Linked DNA regions of Homo sapiens: region 1 is linked to region 2. The links are chromatin loops, found by intact Hi-C in ENCODE. Cell type or tissue: A673. All regions are shown on one strand. Each heading gives the region's core, and the rest is flanking DNA. Links, peaks and the distances in the headings are about the cores only.

Region 1 (8,000 bases), core at 1-8,000, 470 kb after region 2:
ACCTGCTCCTGAACATGCAATCGAGCCGTGCAGGAGGTCATCTTCTGTGCCTGGTTTGGAGATTTCTGCAACATGGTTGCATCCCTCCATGAGGCTTTCTTGCTGCTGAGTGGGATTCCAATGTCCCAGTGTCCACATAGACTCCAGCTGGTTGACCCATTCACTACGATGGACACTGGGTTATTTCCATGGTGGGGTAACTATTGATAAAGCCACTGCAGATGTGTTTACACAACTCCCTTGCCTTCATTTATCTTGAGTATACATCTAGAGTGGGAAGGGCTGGATGGATTTTCCAGCATCCTGGCCTCATTTTAGATTCCCGACCAGCACTGCAGGAGGGTCCTGGCTGCCCTACCCGCTCTCCAACCCCTCATATTCTGGTATGTGGCACTTTTCGTATGTGTGACTTTGGACACACACCTGGACATCAGAGTTCCCCATTTTCCTCATCTGCAAAGTGGGGGTAATAATAGAACCTACTTCTTAAAGTTACTTCAAGGATGACATAAAATAATTCGATTTAAAACTTGGCCCCACCGTAAACGCTCAGTACACATGAGTGGGAAACATGAACACCCGCTCAGATCCCCCTAGGACCTCAGCGTCTTCTTCCATTACTCCTCCTTCCAGCTATTTTCCAAGCTCTATCGAGGTCACTCCTTTCCCTAAAGGGTGTCTCCAATCAAGGTCTTCCTCTCCAGTCCCTCTCCAGCTTCCCTCCCTCAACCCTCACACTCCCTATAGGCAGCCCCCCACCACCTCTAACTCCTGTAACTCTAGTCCTTCCCCCACATCACCGTAGCCCAAGCACTCTCCTTAAAGCCTGGTTACATTCACATGTTCACATCAGCCCCTGTTCAAACACCTTCTGAGGCTTCCCATGGCCATGCTTTATCTGCAAATGACACTCATCCTGCCGGTCACCCCAGGTCCTCCCCACCCCTCACACCTCCTGTGGAGTCAGTCCCACCGCCCACCCCTCAGCGGCTGCCCAGCAGCCACTCTGCTTTCTCCCTCTCCTGGCTTTGCCTGAGTTGCACTTTCCTGCCTGGTGCATAGGCAGCATGAACCCCCCAGGCTGCTGCCTCCCGGTCTCATGATATCACCTGACCTGCCACCCCATTCCTGTCGGGGTGTCCTCCTTTCTTCTCAGGACAGAGGGCCCATATCAGCCCTCACACAACAGTTTTCTGGCTTCCCCTGAGGTTTTTAATCTATGGGGTCCACCACGGCTGAGGGTGGGCAAATGCGGGGCAGGGACAACGTGGTCTCCAGAAGCTTCTTTTGGTCTCTGTTTGGAAGAGTTCTAGCTTGCAACAAGCTCTTTATTCAAGATAAAGATTTAACAGTTTAACAATTTTTTATTCAAGATACAGAATACCTAAGTCATATGTGAAGAGCTCCATGATTTTCCAAAAAGGAACGTGCTTGCCAGCCCAGCCCCCTCCCCTGCCACTTCCCACAGGCTTTCTGTGACCCCTGACCTAACCCACCACATCCTCCAGGGTCTCTCAAAGCCACCCTGCTCCTCCTTCCGCACTCCATAAAACATGCATTCCTCTGGGCCCTATTCCTCCAAGCTCAGCCCCGCAAACTTCAAACAGTGGGAGAGGGTCTCTCTTGTTACCGAGCCCAGCCCCTGGCACAGGGCCTGGCACATTGTAGGCGCTCCTCACATTTTATGTGGCTGGAGGAGTTGTTAGGTTTCCCTCCTCACCCCCTCTCACCTTACTGCTCTGATAAGGGAACACTCGGCCCTTTGATCAGTGGGCCAGGCAGCTTCTAGTCTCCTTCTCTGGGGAGCTCCGGAGTTCTGAAGGCGAAACCTGCAGGGAGAACTCCCACTTCCCCAGGGGGCCAGCCTGGCAAAAGACCCAGGACAGAAGCCAGCTCGAGCCTGGTCCCAGGCCTCCTGGGCCATCTTAGGGAGCTCAGATCTTCCCCAAAGGGAACATCAAAGACCAGCCTCCACTTCAGAGGCAGGAATTTGGATTGTGGAGATCACTGGGTCATAGGGTGAGAGATAACCATGGGATAGATAACTGGGTCCCTTGAAAGGCTCTCCCTTCTAGAGCATGAGGCAGGGTCTGCCAGATCTGCACCTCCTGGGATTCTGGCTGGATCAGAAGCCCCCAGTTTGGAGGACTCGAAGGGAAAAAAAAAATTCACCCAGGGGCTCCAAGAACCTAATAGGACATTGTGAGAAATCCAGAAACCTGTGTTGCCAGCGGGGGTTTACTTCGGTCCAACACCGTGGAAGCTCAGCCTGAGTGTCATTCCTGGTGGCTGGGCAATTCCACGCCTAGGCGTGTCCCCTACAGACAGGCATCCGTACAGTCACCAAAAGGTGCATTCTAGAATGCTCATGGCAGTACATAGTATGTGCTAGAATTGCAATAGGCCCAAACTGGAAATTATCCAATGCCCATCAACAGGGAGATAGGTACATGAATGGCGGTGTGTTCATAGAATGGAATACTCCACAATTAAAATGAACATGCTGTCACCACATCAACCGCAAGGGGGGATCTCCCATGATCCCTCAAACAGGAAACTAAGTGTTGATCACTTTGCCACACACAGCCAGCTCCGCCCATGCGCTGGCAGGTGCTGCAGGAGCTTGGCTCACCTGGGCCCCAGAAGCCCAGCACAAGCCATGCAGCCCTCCTGGCCCTGCTCCAATGGGAACCTCGTGCAGCTGGCTCCCCTGCCACCCTCGTGGCCACACAGCCCATCTTATCTTGGAGCCAGGCCCAGGCCAAAGTCAAGGAGAAAGAATCAAATCCGCATCAGTAAGCCTGTGTCCTGTGGCCTCATCATAAAGGACTACAACTTGGGGAGGGGAGAGGAGGAGGCTTAAAACAACAGAAATGTATTCTCTCCCAGTTCTGCAGTCCAGAAGTCTGGAATCAAGGTGTCAGCAGGGCCCCCAATCCCTCCAGAGGCTCTAGGGAAGGCTTCTTCTTATCTCTTCCAGCTCCTGGGAGCTCCAGGCAGCCCTGGGCTGTGGCCACGTAGCCATCATCTCTGCCTCTGTCCCCGCAGGGCCTTCTCTCTGTGCCTCTCTGTCCTTTCCTCTTCTTGTAAGGACACTGGTCACTAGATTCAGGGCCCATTTGGCTGATCCAGGATGATCCCATCCTGAGATCCTTGACTTAATTCCATCTGCAAAGACCCGTTTCCCCAGTGAGGTGACATTCACAACATTCATAGGTACCAAGGTTTGAGACTTTAACATCTGTGTCCGGGGGTCACCACTGAGCTCATAACATCTCCGCTGCTCCTCGGTAAACCAAAATCCCACACAAGGTCTGAAATGGGCCACTGACGACCTCAGAGAATGACTGCCTTCAGGTGCGGTGCCCACGCTTGCTCTGGAACCATCCCTAGAGGCAGCCAAAGGCCTTGGCATAGAGTGTGGGTGGGAATCCAGGGCTTCATGAACGCCCAGGCTCTTGTTGGATGTGGGTTCCCCCAGAACCAGGCCCTGAGATGAGGCTTCCAGTGCAATAGGCGTATCTGGGAGGTGCTCTGGGAAACCAGCAGTGGTGGGTGAGAAAGGGGAAGACAGGGAGGCCAGCAAATGGCAGTCCCCAGGCCAGCCAGCACAGTGGGCACCGGGAGGCCAGCTTAGGGGAACGGGAGATGCATCGCGCCCCCTGGTGGAGGCCATGTTTGTCCACCACACCCCCATCCCACAGTAAGGGCTGCTTTGGGAACGTTGACTTTCCTGTGTTGCCAGCTCGCCCCGCATGGTCTGAGGAAGCTTCTGCGGTTGGACAAAGGCCTTGGCTAGAACCCAAGTGTGCGGATGATAAACAGCCTCCAGCTTGCAGAGGGGAATGCAGGAGGGCACAGGCAGGGTCCGGCACCCACCACGGGGTGCGTGGCTGGGACGGTGGGTCTGTACAATCCATCTCCTGTATAAGTCTATGCGTTTTGTTTTACGGATTTAAAAACCTTATTCCAAGAAGAATTTCCTGTGGCTGCTGTAACAAAGGACCCAAAACTGAGTTCACCTCGCAGATCCATTCTCTTACAATTCTTAGGGCCAAAGTCCCAAACAACCTCACTGGGCTGAATCCAAGGTGTGGGCATGGCTGGTTCCTTCTGGCGGCTCCAGGGGAAAATCTGGCCTCTCACCTTTTCCAGCTTCCAGAGGCCACCCGCATTCCTTGACTCACGGCTCCTTCCCCCATCTTCACAGCCCTCAATTGCATGGCTCCAACCTCTGCTTTCACCCTCACAGCACTTCTCTGACTCTGAACCTCCTGCCCCATCCCCAACAGGGACCCCACAATGACGTTGGGCACCCAGATAATCCATGATACTCTCCCCATTGCAAGGTCCTTAACCCAGTCACATGTGCATGCCACAGGGCAGATACTCATGGGCTCTGGAGATCTGGGCATGCATAGCTCTGGCAGTCATTGTTCTGCTGACCATGAGGCCCTCAGGCTCCACCAGACAGCAAGAGGAGTCCCAGCAAGGCAGGAACCCCGCAGAGACACCAAGAGTGCCAAGCTTCTGGAGGTTTGGCCAGTCCAGAACGTGACCGCTGATTTCAGGCTGAGCCAGTCCTGGCAGAAAACAGTGACCCCCCTCAGAGAGTTTAAGTGAAAACAGCACATTGCAGGGCCCATTCACCGCACAGCGGGCAGAGCCAAGGGGACAGGTAAGGGATATGGAGACCCCAAGATGAACGGCAGCAGGAAACTGTGACCACCCCAGGGCCGAAGGGACAAGGGAAGGAAATAGTGTCACCAGCCAGTGGGAGAGGGAGCACCGAGCAGGAGAGATACAGCCATGGTCAGGGCTGTGGTGGCAGAACAGGGTGGGGACAGGATAAGAAAAACCCCAACCCTGCCACCTCCTGTTCTTGGGATTTGCCCAGTGGCCCCAGCAGCCAAAGTCACTGGGAGCCAGCAGGTGGGAGCCCAAGACGTGGGTGTGTCAACTGTCACCCGCAGCAGGTACAGGGCAGCCAGGGTGGAGCACGAGGAGCCACCAGCCCCACCTCAGCATCTCTGAGCCACATCCCTCGCAAAGCTTCTCTGGTTTTATAGCCCAGCTGCTGCAAAATTCCTGGTGATGGGGCAACTCACACCTGGGAGGCAGGGACTGCCTGCACCCTGGGGTGGGGGGCAGTGAGGCCAACCCCGATAACTTCATCTGAAGCCAGGGGAAGCCAGCACCTGCCAAAAGGAATAAAAATGAAACCAATGTTACATGACTTGACAGGATCCCTGGAGTTTTATTCACGGACTAAGAAATAAGGATTAAAACAAGGAGCAAGGGAACAAAGGCTTGTCGTGCAAGGAATGGATTTGCCTTTCGACCCAGAAGACAGGCCATTTATTTGAACGAGAACTCTCACAACTCTCTCTTTATCCCCTTTGGAGCATATTTTATGTCGCCAAGAATTTCAAGGCGATTAAAACCAGCAAAGAAACAAATCCTTTAAAATTGCCTATTTATAGCAAAGGGTAGGCAGGTTTTCAAAGCAGCAGGAGTGGCAAGACTTTAGAACCTCTTTTGAAGTTGACAGCCGGCAGGATTTACTGACGCTGAACACACAATCCCCCTGTGACCCAGAAATTACACTTCTGGGCAGATTCCCACCCCAAACAGGGATACGCATTCACCAAAAGGCACAGTCTCGAATGTTGGTGGCTGTCCTGCCGAAATGTCCATCGATGGTAAAATGGGTAAGTGAATCAGGACAGTCTCCCCGTGGAATACTACACAGCAAAGAAAATGAGAATTTGGCAACCACACAGTCACAAGCACAAAGATGATCAAAAAAGTCCACATGCCACAGCCATAAACTCAAACTCAAACGACTTCTCAGTGGTGACAGAGGTCACATTGTGGTTCCTGGGAAGGGTAGTTACCAGAATGGAGGAAAACGGGGGGCCTTTTGGGAGTTGGGGCATGTTGTGCCCCTTCACCTGGGACCTGAGCCCTGCAAACCTGTGACGCCATCTCCCAGGAGGAGCTCAGAGGAGTCACTTCTCCCTCCCAGTTCGAGTAGGGGCTGGGTTAGATCTGAGTTCCTCAGATTTAAGTCATTCAAGGGGAAACAACCACACTTTGGGGACATCTGCATTCCACCAGTGGTTTCTGTTTACGTTTACTCACTATATTTCAACTTTTTTCACTTAAATATTATTTTATTTAAGGGACAACTGCATATCATTAAGATCATAGAAAAATCAGCCCTGCTTTCCAGAAATGGAAGGTCACCATAAAAACTAACACAGTGCCACAATCCCTCATTCACAACCCAAACCCAAGGCTCTGAAAAGCAAGAGGGTTTTGTTTGTTTGATTTTTTTCTTTTTGTTTTTATTTATTATTTATTTGTAAATTTGGTACATTCTCCTTTGGTGGCAAACCTGACTTGAACTGACTTGGAGCTCTCTGTAGTCTCTCTATTCTACTTAGTGTGAAAATCACATTTTTCGCTGAAGAAACAGATAAAAAAGAGACAGTAATAAGGGACTCCCCAGAACCCACTAAAAGTGTTAAGCAAATCGCTGTACAGACACCATACTGCCCAAGGGAAATTTAAACTTCGAACGCACAAGGCTTAGGATTTTGGCGAAGGCCTGGTATTCCTGTACCAGACCGCGAAACAACGGCATTCACTGATTTCTCGCGATATCCTTGTTATTTTGCTTGCCAAGGAGCTGTGATCCGAAGCCTATTCTCTTCTTCTCAGAGGGGAAATTAGCAGAGGTAGAGGAAGATGAAAGTCACATGAGGCTCCTTGAGCAAGGGGCAGAGGTGGGATCTTTTAGACTTTATAGCCAAAGCAAACAGAAAAACATGCAAATGCCTTTTTAAAACTAGAAAACAAGGACATGCTTGTAAACGTTCAAACAACACTAGAGCTTATAAAGTGTGGCACTTTTTAAAAACTCATCCCATACATGTTTATTCATTTCTCTTAATTGACAAATGAAGAATTCTATGTATCTATGTTGTGCCACTTAATGGTTTGATACATGTGTACGATGTGAATGATTAAATCAAGCTAATTAACATAAAGTGTGGCAGTTTTAAAACATGACCACAGCATTCTTTGATCATCCTCTCATTGAGAGGTAGTTCACGTCTCCTCCCCATGAATCAGGGTAGGATCTGTGGTCACTTGGCCAAAAGAATCAACAGAAACGATGCTGCCTCACTGCTGAGGCCAGATCAGAGGAGCAGAGAGCTTCTGCCTGGTGCTACTGGGACGCTCGCTCTGGGGGAAGCCGGCTGCCACATAAGAAGTCCAACAACCCTGAGCCACCACAATGAAGGGGGCCAGCACAGGGGCCCCGATTCACAGTCCAGCTGGACTACTGGATGCCAGCCACAGTAACTGCCAGCCACAAGGGAGAGCAGCATGGACATCCAGCCTCGAGAGAGGGACAGCGCCGATGTCCAGCCTCAAGGGAGGGACAGCGCGGACGTCCAGCCTCAAGGGAGGGACAGCGCGGACGTCCAGCCTCAAGGGAGGGACAGCGCGGACGTCCAGCCACAAGAGCAGCTTCCCTGAGCAGGCCCCTCTCCTGAGAGAGGGAGAGGAAGACAGAGAGGGAGAGGAAGAGAGAGAGGGAGAGGAAGAGACAGAGGGAGAGGAAGAGAGAGAGGGAGAGAGAGAGAAAGAGAGAGAGGGAGAGAGGAAGAGAGAGGGAGAGAGGAAGAGAGAGGGAGAGAGGAAGAGAGAGGGAGAGAGGAAGAGAGAGGGAGAGAGGAAGAGAGAGGGAGAGAGGAAGAGAGAGGGAGAGAGGAAGAGAGAGGGAGAGAGGAAGAGAGAGGGAGAGAGGAAGACGGAGAGAGGAAGAGAGAGGGAGAGAGGAAGAGGAAGAGAGAGAGGGAGAGAGAGAGAGAGGAAGAGACAGAGAGGGAGAGAGGGGGGACAGAGAGAGAGAGGGAGAGAGAGAGAGAGACAATAGATCAATATCTCCTACTGGTTCTGTTTCTCTGGGGAACCCTAATACCCCT
Region 2 (10,221 bases), core at 1-8,000:
GATCCGAAGTACCTTCCGCAGCATGTTCAGCCCCAAGACCTGCTGATATGGACAGGAGATGTGAAGCTTTCTGCCTTTTTACCAAAGGAGCAAAAATGAGGATTCCCTCCCCTCCCCTCTTCCTGTCCTCCTGGGAAGGGCTGGGCAGTATCCTCTCCCTGTCCCGCAGGCCCCCAGGAAGCACCTGGCTTGCAGCCGACTCAGTTTCCAAAATTTTAATTGTCACATCCCCTCCCCCCCAGCAAAAATAACCAATCGAGGCTTGCTAAGCCCACTTCCCTCCATCCCGTTCCCTTTATAGATTTATAAAATACATGCTGTATATGTATAAAATATATTAAAGAGGAAATATTAACTATATACATAGATGCACACATTTATATCATTTCCCGTAGTCCTTGCAGTCACTTTTGAGAGGCCTCCTATTTCACAGCCGAGGTTACTGAAATGCAGAGGAGTCAGTTTGCCCACCGTGCCCCTGTGGGCAGGGAGTGAAGCCGCGATTGCAGCGACAGCTGACCACAGGTTGAGCCATCAATCCCACTGTACCTTCCTTCGCTGGGGATTGTCCCCTACTTGCCACCTGAGGTAGGAAGAGGCAGACAAAGCCAGAGGTGTTTCCTGGAAGAGAAAAGCAGTGCCCTGTGGAACGGTGGGGGGCTTCTACCCGATCACACGGCGCACAGTGCAGAGGCGCGTTGGGGCCCAGGGCTGTTCCGACAGAAGCCAGCAGGAGTCCCTATCTTGCACGTACTGAACCCTTCAACTCTGATCCGCACATCACCACCCCGTGACCTGCGGCCAGCCCATCATGCGACAGCCCCACACAACCCTGGTCCTGTTGCTGGAAATAGCCCCATATTTGATTGCATTTGTAGATGGAGAAACTGGGGCATAGAGTATTGGCGGCTTGTTTCCTGGTGCATTGCAGAGCCGCAGGTTGGGGGGATCTGGGCGCCCCTCTTCTGTCCCCCTCTCCCGGCCACCCACCGCCCCAGCAAGTCCCCATGACTTTGCCAATGTCAGTGATCATCCCGTGTTTTTACCAGAGACCATCTGGGCACTTATTCAAGCAAGCAGAGACGCTTAGGGAACCCACACTCCCATTCCCGCGAACACGGCAGCACTTCTTCATGTGAATGGAACCTTTTCTTTTTGATGTCCATAAATCGCAGAGGTCGGAATGGAGCTGACGTGTGACCATGCGGTTTGCGCGTTTTGCACTCTGGATGGTTTGGAAGCAATGAGCTCAGGCCCTGAGTACTGAATTGTGAGCAAATTAAACATCCCTACCCACCTTGCAGGGTGAATTAGCTCACTTAAGCCTTAGAAGAGTCCCAGGAAGCGTGTACTACTGTTTCCCTTTTCCAGATAAGACAGATGTGGCTCAGAAGGGCTCTGTGACTCCCTGCGGTCTCATAGCAGAGTCGGCCACAGCGTCAAGCCCCTCCCTGCTGGGCGGGAGAAGGCTGTCCCCCGGAGAAACACCACGTGCTCATCTCTTGACCACAAGCAGGGCCTCAGGGGTCACGAAGCCACCGCAGCTTGTCGGAACAGAGAGACCATTTAATGGTCGAAGAGTGCCGTGCTGGAGCCAGGCACACCAGGGTTTGCACCGTGTCCTGGCTGTGTGGCCTCTAAGTGCTTGCCCTCTCTGTGCCTGGTTTATTCACTGTAAGCCTTTCACAGGTTATTATTTATTTAAGCCTCACAGCAATGCTATGGGAGCCCTACTCTTACCATCATCCCCACTGTAACGATGGGGAAGCCGAGGTGAGCAGAAGAGAGACACCTGTGCAGGCTCACGAAGTTGAGAAGAGAGGGAGTCGGGACTCGAACCCAGGCCCTGTGACTCCCGTGCTCTGACCCGCTACATCCCTTATCTGCTCCTCCTAGAACGGCGGGGTCCCTGAGGGTGCAGGGAGATGTCTCCTGTGGCCAACGGAGCACAGCTGCCTCACTCAGGAATGGGGTTGGAAGTCATTTTTACTTTCTTCGTTTCACTTTTCTAAAGTTTTTTTTTTTTTATTTGGAATAAGCCACGTCATTTGTGTAATTAGAAAAACACTGCATTAACTGACCCCCGACCAAATAAAATAAAATAAAAAGCCAGCTACGCCTTGACAAAGGTCAAAGGGTCTGAAATAGAGCAATCAGGTTCATTCCTCGCATCCGCGGCTGCCCATCCTGGGGAAGATCAATTTTCCTGATGGGACGGATTTTAAGGGCCCAATAGCATCTGCACGAAGTGGACAGCAGGTGGCGCTGCCGCCGTGTAGAGAAACAGCCGAGCGGGAAATCCCCAGGGTGGGTCAGAGGCTGCCCCGCAGGAAGGACCCTGGTGTCCTGGGTCCTCTTGTTTCCCAAGAGGTTTCCTGACCCTGAGCTCTCTCCCTGGGGCGGGCATCGCAGCGAAGGCCCCTGGGAAGTGAGCCGGGACAGCTGCCCTCCTGTCCCTCCTGTCCTCATGACCTACATTTGCTGTGGCCTCGCCCAGCCTCCCCTGGCTGCCTCCCCTTGCCCTGCCCACTTTGCTGGCCCACCTCCCGCACCTGGACAGAGGCGGCGCAGTCCTCTCTGCTCAGTCAGGCTGGCGACCCTGCCGAGGAGTCACAGCAGAAAGCCAGGGTTGGCCAGTGCTTCCTGCCTCACAGAAACGCCATGCACTAATAGATCACAGCCTGTTTGGGGGGAAGTGTCCGGAACGGAAATGTTGCTCTCCTCTTCCAGGGACATTTGCAGACTCAGCACGCTTCCCCGTGGCCCAGACCCCAGACCTGCCGGGGAACACGGGGTGGGGGGAACCCGGCGTCCGTGCCTGCTCCCTGGAGTGCTGGCGGCAGTTTCCATAAAATGCCTGCGGCGGCTGGTCACAGCACTACAGCACTCTCAAGGGCCCTGCGTGTGGCACTGCTCCTCCCTAGGCTGCCACCCCACAGGCATAGAACATTGTCCAAAATAAGTCAGAGAGGATGCCTGCACCTGGTCCCAGCGACCCTCCGCCCCTGCTCTGCCAGGCTTCCTCTTGGTTGTGTCCCCAGCAAACATCCTGCACTGTGGGATGGGAGAAAGACCACCATAGGGACCATGTAGACACTGCATCTGGGCAGCTTTCTCCCTCTGCTAAGGACATTTGTGGTCATCCTGCCCTTGCTGTCGTTGTTGCTTCAGAGTGTCCACATGACCCCAGGTGTCCTGATGCTGGAAGCAGCTGGATGGTACTGCAGGACATGGCCCTGTGTATTCAGCTGCTGGGTAGTGCATGGCCTGGGCATCTACTCCAATGGGGACCGCACACCTTCCCACCTCAATGCCAGTTGCTGTGCGACCACCACACCCTTGCTCCCTTGCCACTGGGCTGGGACAACACGGCACTGGGCGGTCCGTCTGTGACAACAGGTGTGCATCAACATGTCCGTCGCAAATCTAGTCTAGTGCAGTGGTGGACACGTAGCCAGGGCCCCGTGTGGAGCGGATAGTTCCACGACGGTTCCCCTCTGTCCATCTGTCATTTCATGCTGACAATGTTTTATTTTAAGAGTTTAATTGAGCAATGAACAGTTTGCAAATTGGACAGCCTTCCAGCCAGAATCAGCTCAGAGACCCCCAACTCCCACGATGTTTTATGCTTGCAGACAGCAGGCGTTCCTCTGCCCCTGCGCACCCCCAAAGCACACGAAGACAGAATTGTCAAAGGCCTGGGATTCCTCTCGGCCCCACAACAAGTCAGCGTCCCTTCATGGATGGATGCGACCCCGTCCCTTGTTGTCCCACCCTGCTGGCCACATGGCCCAGGACACTGCCCCTGGGCTCAGCTGCAGAAGACGCCGGAAAAGGGCCTTCCTCCTTAACACAGAGCCCAGAACTCTGACGTACTGGTGCCCAGAAGTTTCCATAGAGTGTGGAGGTGGCCACAGTGCTGTGCAGGCAGCCGCGTCTGAGCACCCACTTTCATCTGAAGTTTTTCTCAGCTGGTCTAAGGGGACCCCAGGAAGCAAAGGAAGCTTCCATGGCAGGCCATGGTGGAACCCGTGAATCACACTTGGAACCCTGAGAGGGGGTAAAGGTCAGGGTCTGAGCTGCGCTGGCTGCTAGGCCAGCTCCCGCCCCACCTGCAAGCGCCCTCCTAGCTCAGCTGGAAGGTAAGAGGGGGTCTGAGAGCATGTGTTTGGAGACCCCGACTCTCTGTGGTCCTGCCCATTGCCAGCTCTCCTCTGGAGGCCGGAAGCCAGCAGAGGCTAGATCATGGATCCCACGTCAACTTTCCTTTTACCACTAGGCCCTGTGGATGGAGGCAAACGGGTGTCCAGGAGCCTTGCGGTGTAGTGGCAAGTGACACAGGATTCAGGGTCAGAAAGTACTGGGTCTGAGTCCAAATTCCACATCTTACCGATCATGTCGGGAGCAGTCAGTGACCCTCCCTGAGCTCAGGTTCTGCCCCCGAAACAAGCAGAGTAACAAGGACAGAGCTGGGGCAGGAGCAAGCGAGGGTGAGCTGGGGTGGACTGGGATGCCCATGTGGGAAGAAGGCCTGCCCCGGCCCGGCGTTCACATGGTATGCCTGCAAATGTGGCCGTGGTGCTTGTTTGCCTGGCCTCCAAGTTCTCTCAACCAGCTGCTGCTACAGACACGTGGGCCTGATCCAGCAGGCGGGCAGGAGGGGGCAGCAGAGGCCGCTCAGAGCAGCCTTGACCAGCGTGGGAGAACAGACCCAAACTAGCGCTCACCCAGGACCACCCAGCTTATCCTTGAACACCGTGGACTGCTGGGTCTCCCCTCCAGAGATTCTAACCAATAGCTGTCAGGGACCCCTCGAATCTGCTGTTTAAACTGACACCCCAAATATTTCTGATGAGGCTGGACTCTGATAGTTACCATCAGAGGTGAAGCCACTGGGCTCAGGGGGCTTCTGATCTCCCACTTCCCCATGGGGTCATCCGCAGGACTCGGATGCCTAGGAGGGGTCAGTGAGGTTGGGGGAGATTCTGGTGGCTGGTGTATGTTGGCATCCCAAGCCCTAACCCACTGTGAAAAGTCTCTCTCCAGCTATGTGAGCCATCTTCCTTATCCCTGGGAAGGGAGGGAAAGTCTGTGAAGATGGGAATTTAGCTGTCCCCACACTGGGATCAGAAGTCCCTGAGCAGAGGGCCTCGTAAAATATGGATATTTGTACCTCTTATGGTTCCCACACCCCCCACGAGACACACACACCACCACCACTCCACACTGGCCCCACTAAATGTCGCGGCGAGAAAAGCCAGGTCTGACTTGGCCACTCCTGTCTGGGTACCAAGGAACCAGGCCACCCCTTTACTCCTTAGAAGCATCTGCCTCATTAACCACGGCCCCCAAAAGCTCCACCAGGACTGTACTATTAGAGATGAGGAAACCAAGGCTCAGAGGTGACTTGTCTTGCTCGGGCTGGGGTGGCCGCAGAGGAGGAACCCCAGCTCCTTTTGAGCTCCTTTGAGCGAAAGCTGCCTGCTGGTGGGTGGCTGGAAGGTCTGGAGCCATGCCTTTGTGGCCACCAACCCCCTCGAGCCCCAAAGAGAAAAGAGAACAGAAAGAGCACACCTCTGTGGCCCAGGCGCCTTCCCATCAGAAGCCCACACCCCAGGCGCCTTCCGGCCGGGCGACTGGCGCTGCTGGCCTGGACGGGCCCTGGGGGTGAGCTCCAGGCGGCGAAGTCCCCCTTGCCTGGGGCTGAGGAGCTCGGAGGCCGCGCCCAGGCGCTTCTGCTGCCCGGGGCTGCAACTAGAAACCCGCTGAGGCTCGGGTGCGTCCAAGGCGTCGGCCCCGCGCGGAGAACCGCGGCGTCCGCTGATGTGTAATCCACACGCAGAAGCCCTGCTCCAAGCAGCTCCTGCTCCAAGCAGCTCCTGCCCCTGCTCCGGGGCTTTATTACAGGGAGGATTTCATGTCAAGGGGCATCTTGACTTCCCTGTTCCAGCGCAAAATCCTTAAAATAGATGAAGACATTGTGAATTAATTCTACGTTATTCCAGGACAAAAACCCCTAAGATAATCGGAGCGATTATGAATTAATTCTACCTAGGACGCCTCTGTGTTAGCTGATCCTAGGGGTCCTTCATGCACGCAGGGCGCATAATTTCGCACCAGACTCAGGAGCCCTTTGCGTTTTAAGCTTGTGACTTGCACATGCTGGGCGCGCTTTTGCGGCGTCCCGCAGCCGTGGGAGCTTCACTCGCGACCCCTGTGCGAGCCCAGGACGCAATGGACCCCGAGGAAGACACAGCCCAGCCGAGCGCAGTCTCGGCGCTGCAGCAGCGGCAGCGCGAAATCTCGGACGCGGGCGCAGAGGCCGTTTCGCTGCGTTATCTGGCCCTTCCGGGCTTGCCTGGAGCCAGGATCTCCTTGCGGGAAGGCTGGACTTTCCCTCTCATTCCCAGGCCGCAAGTCAGGCCGGAAGACCGAGGCCGGTCACCGTCCTCGGGCAATCCGGACCGGTTTTCCTGCACAAGCCCCCCTGGGTGCCTCCCGCCCCGCTAGACCTGGACATGGGTGCGCTGGGAGATCCCGCTGAAGCGAAGGCAAGGAGATGAACAGGAAACCGGGCTTTGCCGCCGCCCTGGACGCTAGTCCAGCGGCGCCAAAGCCACGCGCAACCACGGCGCACGGGGGCCTCTGGCCAGCCAGGGCGCCAAGTGAGTGGGTGCAGGGGCTGGAGACTCCGCAGAAGAAAACCTGGGAGCGCGCAGTTGGGTTTCTCCTAATCAGCCCCTCTTCCCCGGAGCCTCTGCCCTAACTGGGCCGCAGCCTCTGCGGGAGAGAGGAGGGGCTCCCGGCTCCTCTGGCCTGCAGAGGCTGACCGGACGCGAGCGCAGCGTTCCCGCGCTAGGAGGCCTGGGGGCTCTTCTCAGGACTGGTTTTCCGGGCTCTGGTGGGAGGCGGAGAGTGCAGAGAAGACCCTTCGCCCCAGGAGGACCGCCTTCTCCGCCTGCTGCGAACCTGCTCTCGGAGCGCAGGGCCAGGCGCGTGCGCCCGGCAGAGCCTGGCCTGACGCTTCGGCCCCCCGGAGACCCCAAGGGATGGAGTCGCCGGCCTTTTCCTGTCCCCTTTATCTCGATTTTATAGACAGCTGTTAGTTGGGGACACTAATTGCCCAGGCGAGTTTATTGATAATTTTGATGTAACAGAGCACCGGAGAAATTACCCCCACGTCCAAAATGTCAACTCTGAGAAGAACCAGGTTCAGAGACTCACGACCCCACGACGCAAGACACTGCGGTGGGTCTGGAAGGACCGCACCAACAATGTGACTTACTGTGTTTGTTTTTCTCGGTAGCCGGGAACTGGAATAGAAAGAGGGTGGTCAGTGGAAGGTACAAGTGTTAAAAAATATTTTTCCCCCAGAGAGGACGAACTGTGACTTAGGAGATAAATGTTACAGGATTGGAAAGGTGCCTGTCACCTGGCCCACCAAGCGCCCTTTTGCCTCATTTAGATTTTGCTTGATTTTCTATCGGGGAAAACCAAGAACAAGGCACCAAAAAGCCAAAACAAAACAAGACAAACCAACAACTACAAAAAAACCTTAAAGTTGATTCACGATTTATAACAGCTACAGCAAGAGAACAAGAAAGTCGGAAACCCAAAGTAAAACTCTCATTGGTCTTGTAGTGGCAAAAAAATATATATTATGTACATGGACACGTATACATATATGTACATATATGTATATACATATATATGTATATCCATATGTATGTGCACATATATGGTTTAATTGGTGTTCCCTAGGGGAAGGAGGTCTATAGTGTTCTTTAAAAGTTTATTTCTTTAAAACGATCAATGACATTTAGAGGGGCAAAGGGCTCTTCTTAAAAAACAGAAGCCAAGAAAAATAGTTCCTCTTGTCCAGCGTTTACTTCAAAGTGGAATGAAGAGTGAAAAGAGGAGGATTTGCCAAAAAAGAAAAAAGTACTCAGAATCACCCAGATTGTAAATTTTTAAGCGTCTAGAGATCCAAAGCCTGTTTTTTCTTTTTTCCCCCCTCTATCTTTGGGAGTCTGGAAGGTATTCTACAATCTCAGTCCCAATAAAATACTCATGCAATTTTATTTCTAGTTGATACAATTTTAAAGGCCATGTACAAATGTTATACATTTTTATTTTTGTTCTTTTTTTAGGAAAAAATACACAAAAGGCAAAACATCCTCAAATGGTCCTTTTATACAGTGCAGAAGGAAATTTCAAATTTCAAATACGTGTCACAAATGCTGCACTCTAGCAGCCAAAATACAAAAAAAAAAAAGGAGGGTAGTCCTTCATATTATATATATATTTATATAAAACATATGGAAATTTGTTTTTACACAGATCGGTCTTTGTTTCAAATTTACAATGGATATCTAAAAAAAATTCTACACGGCAAATATTGCCAACAAAGTTACACCATTAATACTGATAAACGGAGGAGCCTACGCGGTGTTTTGATTATTAGGGAAAGAAAGTAGAATAAATAAACAGGAGCCTTGCTATAGTTTTTAAAAGTGCCTTAACCTTTCTGCGTCCCCGCAATCCTGAATCCGCGCGGTCACCGGGCCGTCCTAGTCCCTGCGTCGCGCTGTGTTCGGCTCGTTCTCGGACCAGAAAGTTTACAGTAGAGGTTGGGAGACAGAAAAATACCCACTGAAAAAGTCTAAATAAAATTCAAGACAAAACATAACAGAAGAGGCTGAAGCGAAGGAAGAGGAGGAACATGGAAGGGGACGGAGGCGGACGCCCGGACGGCCGCTTGCTTCGTGGCTCCTTTGACTTTCTGTTTAAAGACGGACAGTGGCTTCCGAAATGCAAGTTGTTCGCACAAAGATCCACCTGTGGTCCACGGAGGAGACTTCGGAGGTGGGGAGGGAGATCGGGAGGGAGATCTGAGCTCTTGTCACTTCCCGCTCCCTGCAAAAGACGGCTCTAAAGGGAGACTTGCGCATTCCAAGACATTCTTTCAAAAAAAAAATAAAAAATAAAAAGATAAATACTCAACCAAAAAATAAAAGTATTTGATAATGATTGGTCTCACATGTTTGCTTTTCTTCTAAAAATTTTCCCCCACTTCTGCCATTGGCCGGAAGGAGGGGGGACCTCAGCAGAATTCCTGTGTGGGTGCGGGGGCTTTCCCCTGCACAGCACCGTCTCAGGCGGGTTCAACAGGATCAAAAACTTTTATTTACCGATGGCTGCAGTCAGATCAGACCCACCACTAACATTTCTTAACAATTTTGAAGGAGTGAGGAAGGAGGTGCCAACCGCAGCGCTGTGTCTTTGCATTGGGGACTCCTTGCCAAAAACTCCGGTTGGGGAGAGGTGGAACCCTTTTCTTCTGCCGACGGTTATACCTCGAGAAGAAAGCAGTTTCTTGTGCCGGTCCAGGGTCCCTGTGACCCGCCTGCCTGCACCAGGAGGGCCTGCGGCGGCAGCCTCACATCACGCAAGGCTTGATGTCTTGGTAGGTGACCTGCTGGTGGTAGTAGGAGCCCCCGCCGGCCGAGTGCATGGAAGAGGACGCCATGGCGTTGAAAGAGAAGACAAACTCCTTTCGGTCACACATGCTGGGCGACTGCGAGTGATACCGCGGGATGCCTGCAAGGCGAGGCGACAGGAGGGGTTGGGGGAGCAGAAGAGTTAGCCACGGTGGCTCAGAGTTCAGGCAGAGGAGCAGTGCTCCCGTGGGGCGCACAGGGCCTGTCAGCCTGGCTCCAGAGCACGGCCGCCTCCCCGCTCTCCTCCCCGAGTCCCGGCCTTCCAGCTGCGCACCCAAGGAAAAGACTCCAGAACACTTGCCACGGCCTGCCTGCCTGCCTGCCTGCCTGCCTGCTGCGTGCCTGTCCAGCCTCGGACACCGTGCAGGGGCCCAGGGCTTCCAGAGCCATAGGGGAAGTGGTGAGGGAGACCAAGTGGAGGGCCCCTAACGCCCATGGCCGTCACCGCCAGGGCAGCCACCACCACCCCCAACCTCAGAGGCTACGACTGCCGGCGGGGTTGAAGGAGAGGCCAGTGCAGGGCCAGCGCCGGGCCAGCAGCAGGGGTGAGAAGAAGCTTCTCCAGAGAACAGGCCCCGGAGCCGGGGAGTCCCCCGCAGAGAGGCTGCCTAAGGCCTCCAGGCCTGGCTCCTGCCTCCTGGGGCTGCTGACAGCTGACCCTGGACTGGCCCTGGCAAGCTCACTCCAGCTTTTTCCAGAGCTGGGCCTGCAGGCTGCGGGG

Evidence for each region. Hi-C counts contacts between places; a loop is a spot of excess contacts. Peaks named below come from ENCODE experiments on the same cell type or tissue, not always from the same donor. Only the 100,000 strongest peaks of a DNase experiment are listed, where the experiment ranks them.
Region 1: it touches region 2 in a loop (8-fold over the local background); 9 of 110 quality-filtered maps call a loop at or near these places.

Annotation. Positions count from the first base shown.
Region 1 is chr16:86,040,054-86,048,053 of GRCh38, reverse strand. It overlaps LOC105371389 (a long non-coding RNA gene), which reads left to right. Exons shown (of 2, transcript XR_933854.3): 2 at 1-235. Among named protein-coding and RNA genes, the nearest start is that of LINC02132, 110 kb to the right of the region's middle. RefSeq lists an enhancer at 1-128 and a silencer at 3,621-3,670. In A673, for the core only: CTCF peaks have their summits at 3,464 and 3,669 (motif pointing left); a DNase peak (open chromatin) is centred at 3,643; H3K27me3 peaks cover 4,655 bases.
Region 2 is chr16:86,512,304-86,522,524 of GRCh38, reverse strand. It overlaps FOXF1 (forkhead box F1), which reads right to left. Exons shown (of 2, transcript NM_001451.3): 2 at 7,103-9,600. The coding sequence ends at 9,440. Among named protein-coding and RNA genes, the nearest start is that of FOXF1, 6.9 kb to the right of the region's middle. RefSeq lists enhancers at 262-762, 9,739-10,221. In A673, for the core only: CTCF peaks have their summits at 2,054, 2,253 (motif pointing right) and 4,666 (motif pointing right); DNase peaks (open chromatin) are centred at 2,264 and 4,634; H3K27me3 peaks cover 7,660 bases.